2 separate regions of the Homo sapiens genome follow, and region 1 is linked to region 2. A link is a contact called in ENCODE Hi-C data. All regions are on one chromosome and are shown on one strand. Each heading gives the region's core, a stretch centred on a gene start or an enhancer-like site at or near the end of the contact. The rest is flanking DNA. Distances are from core to core; before and after follow the strand shown.

Region 1 (3,104 bases), core at 299-2,798, 390 kb after region 2:
CCCAAATTCATGTGCCTGGAAATGGCTTGAACCAAATGGTTCATGAGGAAAACCTGTGATATTTTTCATGAAATCGCCACATCTGGGCATCAGGAAAGCCTTCCCCGAGAATGTCTCAAATTGGTCAGCCGTTTTCTCTTTTTTTAGACAGGTAGGTGTCCCCAAGCATTCAATCCTAGCTAAAATATGGAAGTATTTATCTAGCACAGGAGCCTATGGCATAGTTTCAGTCCACTGTCTGGCAGACCTCATCTGGGCTGTCTTTGTGTGATTTGACTGGCCAGTAAATGGGGTATAAACTATGTAGGCTGTGGCCTGGCCTTGTGACAGAGGGGTCCCTGGAACTTGACTGCCACTCCCTAAGAGCAGAAACCGCCTCTTTCTTGTACATTGCTGGATCCCATCATCCTGCACAGTGCCTGGCTACAGGTGGCCAGCAATAAAACACAAGATTGGGGCAGGCACAGTGGCTCACGCCTGTAATCCCAGGACTTTGGGAGGCTGAGATGGAAGGATCACTTGAGGCCAGGAGTTCAGGCCCAGCCTAGGCAACATAGTGAGCCTATCTCTACAAAAAAAAAATTTTTTTTAAATTAATAAAACACAAGATTGGTTTGTGTGGTGAGACAGTATTGAATCCAACAAACGGGAACTGGATAGTGTGGCCCAAGATGCAATGGTGGCTGCAGCATGAGACCCTTATGCATATAATATTCAGTGGAAGAGGTGCCAGGCACTGTTCTGGGTGCTGAGAATAAAGCTATGCATAAGACTAAGGTTCTGTCGACAGAGATCGTGTCACACCAGTGGAAAAGACAGTCATCAAACTTATATCCTTGAGTCAGTGATGAGTTCTAGAAGGAAAGAAAAGGCTGATGTGACAGTGAGGAAGGGATGAGTGGAGACTTCTCTGAGACTTCAGTGATTCCTCTTCCTCTGAGCTGAGCCAAGCTGAGAAGCTGAGAAGAGTAAGATAGGGCCGGGAACTCAGGTCCGTTAGTCCGTCCTCCGAGGTGGGGCGGGCCAGCAGAATGGATTTCCGATCTACTCTGTGAGAGCCTCGCCCAAGAAAGCCCAGAGCCACTTCCAAGATCCGCGCTCCCACGGCGATGAGAAGCGTTTTCCCCCGGGACTGCTTGGCTTAGGACTGGGGACCCACTGGCTTTGGAGTAAGCCCTGGCACGGGCCTCGAGGGAAGAAAGAACTCCCGCGCTCCCCACACTCCACAGGGCCTGCGATCATCTCAGATGTTCCGGTTCCACGTGCAGAAACCCCGCCGGTCCGAGGCCCCGGTTCTAAAACGGCCCTAAGAGTCAAGGCTTCCACAGCTCGCCTCTGAGGGTGGCAAAGAGGCCGCGGGGGCGGTGCCTCGCGAGACCCAAACAAGCCCACGTGGCAGGGGCGGGGCTCCGCGAAGGCGTCACGGCGCGCTCGTGCGCTGCTGAGGTCACGCGCCGGCAGTACCCTTGCCCGGGGGCCGTAAAGCGCGGAAGGTCGCGGTCTCGGCTTCCCCGGAACTTTTTGCTCGCTTCGCCCCGCCCCCTTCCCATCCCCGAACCCCGCTTTCCGGCCCGCGGCGACCCCAGGCAACTGTTGTGGCTGCCGCATTGCTCCCGCCGGGCTGTAGCTGAGCGCGGAGCCCGTGGGGACCGGTGAGGTAAGGAGATAGCTTCGGGGCAACTCTGGCCTCCCCGTCCGCGCGGGCCTAAGCGCCCCGGGACCCCTGGGTTCCCCTCTTTCTCCTTTGGTTTCGCCCGGGGGTGGTCCCCGCTAGCTCACGCTTCCAGTGGGTTCCGCCTGGCCTCTCGCGAAGTCGCGTCCGGGCGCCAGTACTCGTCCCCGTAAGGTTGTCCGCTCGTGCCTTGGCTTGTGTTCTCGGCTACCCCTGGGCGTGCGCACCGCTCCTCCAGGAGCCTGCACTTCAGCCCCGATGCCAGGGCGGCCGGGGTGACCTCGGGCTCCCCCGTCTCGGGCTTGCACACCCCTGCGGCGCAGAGCCAACTCCAGCTTGTCTAGCCCGGTCCTCCATCCCTGCAGATGGAACTGTTTTCCCGCGTTGAGACGTGCGGTCCGCTTGTGCTTTTAGAACTAAAGACTGCTGCAGAGTCCGGAGGAAGAAGTCACCTAGAAAAATCTGGGACAGGGCAGTAAGCTTCCTTCTTAATGTTTGACCTTTGGGGGCCGATGTGTGATACCTCGGATTTGAATCAAGAATCTCCAAGCCCATTTTCCGCATGCATGTAAACGTGATGTACCGGGATGGGGTCTGGTGGTGGAGGAGGAGCCAGCCTGACGGATAAGCTTTTCCAGTGGCAGGGACTTGTGTTAATTTCTTTTTTCTTTTTTTTTCTTTTTTCCGAGACAGAGTTTCACTCTGTCGCCCAGGCGGGAGTGCAGTGGCGCGATCTCGGCTCACTGCAACCTCTGCCTCCTGGGTTCAAGCAATTCTCCTGCCTCAGCCTCCCAAGTAGCTGGGAATACAGGTGTGCGCCACCACGCCCGGCTAATTTTTGTGTTTTTAGTAGAGACGGGGTTTCACTATGTTGGCCAGGCTGGTCTCGAACTCCTGACCTCGTGATTCTCCCGCCTCAGCCTCCCAAAGTGCTGGGATTACAGGCGTGAGCCACTGCGCTCGGCCAACTTGTGTTAATTTCTTAAACTTGCGTGATCACCTGGTGTACTTGTTGAAAAATACAGCTCCCTGGAGTGGCAGGATCAGAATCTGCCGAGGTGGACCGTGGGAATCTGTCATTTTTAAACAAGTGTCCCAGGTGGTTCTTTTGCTGAGGCAAGTGTGGGAAATGTTGTGTGAACCCACGCTCATCCAGTCTTCCTTGTGACCGGCAGTCCACTGTGCGCAACGCTGCAGCCATACAGAGGGACAACTCGAAGTTAGAACTAGCACCTTGGTCTTGTTGGAATAAGCAGATCTGAGTAGAGCCAGCTGCAGTCTTATGGTTGTTTAGCAGAAGTTATTCTTCTTAGCAGAGAATATTATACGGTCATTTTCCAGAACTGTAAAAACTCTATCATTTGTTTTAAACCAGATGATGTGCTTCATTTCTGTCTTTGACGTCTTCAGTTTCTTCTCCCCTGGCTTTACC
Region 2 (3,166 bases), core at 332-2,831:
GTAAGATTGAAAAGTCAGGAAATAGTTCCTGCCCTAGTATTGGAGGAGAGGGTGCCAGTGCCTCGACGCTGAAGAATGAAATACAAGGGAAACAGCAACCACCGTGTATGCGGCAAGCCTCTCAGCTGTCAGAATCTATTCCCTGCTGTCTCTGCCAGTAACTCATGCTGGGCTACCAATCCCCAGCTTAGTCCCTTTCTCAGAGATCCTGATAATTTCAGTTTGTCAACTGCAAGGGCAGTCTGTTCCTCCACTCACTTTGACCAAGATGGGCTTCTTTGTGTACAGGCGCATTTTTAGAGGCAGGACCAGGTCCACAGGGAAGGAAATTACAAAACACAGGATTCTGCCCCAGATGAGGCAACAGCTTTCTAAATCTTAGTACTGTCCAATCTCAGAGTGAGATTATTTGGGAAACAGCTCTCAATCCCTGCAGTTGTCTCAGCTGGTTATTTATGCCTTGGGTGGAGCTGGGGTGACCTCTGAGTTCCCCTAGGGTCGATGGCCGAGTGGGAAGGCTCTATCACTGAAGTGGACCCAATACTAGAAACGGATCCAGTACGATCTGATCAGGTTTGCCTAATCCAAGGGCCTCAATGGAAAATGCCTCCCAAGGCCAGGCACGGTGGCTCACGTCAGTAATCTCAGCACTTGGGGAGGCTGAGGTGGGTGGATCACCTGAGGTCAGGAGTTCAAGACCGCGCTGGCCAACTTGGCGAAACCCGTCTGTACTAAAAATATAAAAATTAGCCGCGCATGATGGCGCACTCCTGTAATCCCAGCTACTCGGGAGGCTGAGATGGGAGAATCGCTTGAACCCGGGAGGCGGAAGTTTCGCTGAGCTGAGATAGCGCCATTGCACTACAGCCTGGGCGACAAGAGCAAAACTCCGTCTCAAACAAAACAAAACAAAACAAAACAAAACAAAACCTGTGCCTGGCAGCCTGGAGCCGGTTCTGGTCTCCGTCAAACCAAAGGCATCAGTTTCCTCCACTCCTGTCCACCAATCGCCAGATATTCTCATTTTCTTCAGAAGCTCGGAATCCACATTTTTAAGTGAAATCACCCATTTTAATGTTAGCAACTTATTTCAAAGTGTTTTAGATACTATAGACCAAAAGAGGTATGGGCTGTGACCGTAAGCCTGATTTGGCCTCTGACGGCCAGTTTCTGACCACAGTTTTGGAGGGAATTTCTGCTTCCAAGGTCAAGTTTCTCCTAAATGCCCACTAGAGTTCGTGGGGTGGAGTGAGGAAGGATCCGCGACACCGGATACAAACAGAAGCTCTCCTTCTCCCGGAGTCCGATCAAGGCTCATCCCAGGTCCCTAATCTCTTCCCTTTGTGGGTTTTGAGTCAAGGAACAAAATTCAGGGCCAAGCCCCTACAACCTCCTCCACAGGCACCAGTGCTCGAGAGACGACCGCCAAGCACCCCGCCCTTTGCAGCACTCACCGACCATGGCTCTGGTGCAGTCCGGGGCGCTGATTGGCTGGGCTCGTGGTTGCCGGGGCGACCCTGGCCGGAACTAGGCTCTCGGTGAGCTGGGCGGCTCCGGCTGCAACCTTGTGGGAGTCGCGTGTGTAGTGCACGGTGCATTCTCTCTTATATATCCTGTCCGGCCCGTTTGAGGTGGACAGCCTACAAGGGCGGGACCCAACGCCTGAATCCTGGGGTGCTGGGCGGAGGATGCTGAGGCTGCAGCTCCAGGAAGGGAGGGAGCCTGGGGGATGAAGGAGGGGCCTCTCCACTCTCACCCGCCGGAGCAACTGGTGGAAGTCAAGAAAAGTCTCTCGGGGCTGGGGGAGGGGATTGTAGGGGTGTGTGTGACAGAGGCCTCAAAAATCTGGCTGGGGGTGCTAAGGCAAGCCCATCTGCGCACTGTGCCCTGAGGTGCAAGAGGATGCAGGGTGGAAGTCGTCCCAAGAGAGTCCAGGGATCAAGTGGGCATGCCCTTTTAGCCTTGGCACGAAATGGAGCAGAAAAAGAGCCGGATGCGGATTACTGTGGTGCCCTAGGCTCAGATTCTGCTGAGTCACTGTGACTGCGGATTTGGAAGGCTGAGAGTCCTGGGGAGACATGCTCCGTGGAGACGAATTTGTTTCTTCCTTTGCAAGATTCAGATTCTGCACTTGGGGGCCCATACAACACACTTCCCTGGGTGCATGCCACTGCACCACCCCTGCTCCTCAAGGCAGGTAATGGGGGAACTAATTGGTTTTGTTTCCCATGAGCTAAGGCAAGGCTGGTGTGGAGATAGCAGTTATAGGGAAGCATATTAAAGAATAGCCAAAACGGGACCAGGCGCGGTGGCTCACGCCTGTAATCCCAGCAATATGGGAGGCCGAGGTGGGTGGATCACCTGAGGTCAGGAGTTCGAGACCAGCCTGGCCAACCTGGTGAAGCCCCGTCTGTACTGAAAAATTAGCTGGGCGTGATGGCGGGCGCCTGTAAGTCCCAGCTACTCGGGAGGCTGAGGCAGGAGAATCGCTTGAACCCGGAAGGCGGAGGTTGCAGTGGGTCGAGATCGTGCCACTGCACTCCCGCCTGGGTGACGAAGTGAGACTCCGTCTCAAAAAAAACTCTATAAAGTAAAAGTTACTGTAAAGAAGGAGATATACTCTCAGTAGGTGAAGGAAAAAGAACTAGAGCTTTAAAGTGGTAATTAACCATCAGAAGAATCACAGATGGGGGAGGTGAGGATGACACAGGGCCCTTCCGTTGTCCCTCCAGTGCAAAAGTTAAGGAGGCACCAGAAAACTGGTTTCCAACTCCCGACCTCAGGTGATCCTACCGCCTCGGCCTCCCGAAGTGCTGGGATTACAGGCATGAGCCACCGCGCCCGGCCCCATCGTGACATTTTTGCATTCATTTTGATGCAACAAGAGAGGACTATATTATTTACACGTATTTACAAATTACTTTGGGAGGCTGAGGCAGGAGGATCACTTGAGCCCAAGAGTTTGAGAAAAGCCTGAGCAACAAAGTGAGACCCCATCTGACAAAATAGTATAAAAGGACGTTTTAAAAAAGGGCTAGGTAGGCAGCCCTGTCCAATAGAACTTTCCCTATCTGTGCTGCCCAAGTAAGGTAGCCACAAGCTTCAAGTAGCTATTGAGCACTGGAAATGTGGCCAGCAGCCAGGCGTGGTGGCAGGCGCCTGTGTC

Evidence for each region. Hi-C counts contacts between places; a loop is a spot of excess contacts on that map. Pooled maps may share reads with other maps.
Region 1: a pooled map shows a loop between it and region 2 (9-fold over the local background). The contact joins the promoter of PDPR here to the promoter of NQO1 in region 2. A Hi-C loop is called at or near these places in 7 of 50 pooled maps.

Annotation. Positions count from the first base shown.
Region 1 is chr16:70,112,784-70,115,887 of GRCh38, forward strand. It overlaps PDPR (pyruvate dehydrogenase phosphatase regulatory subunit), which reads left to right and starts at 1,549. Exons shown (of 19, transcript NM_017990.5): 1 at 1,549-1,657; 2 at 2,038-2,147. RefSeq lists enhancers at 1,513-1,562, 2,083-3,025.
Region 2 is chr16:69,724,979-69,728,144 of GRCh38, forward strand. It overlaps NQO1 (NAD(P)H quinone dehydrogenase 1), which reads right to left and starts at 1,582. Exons shown (of 6, transcript NM_000903.3): 1 at 1,455-1,582. The coding sequence starts at 1,461. NQO1-DT (NQO1 divergent transcript) reads left to right here and starts at 1,749. Exons shown (of 2, transcript NR_186363.1): 1 at 1,749-2,197. RefSeq lists enhancers at 1,065-2,057, 1,144-2,343, 1,590-1,849, 2,058-3,051.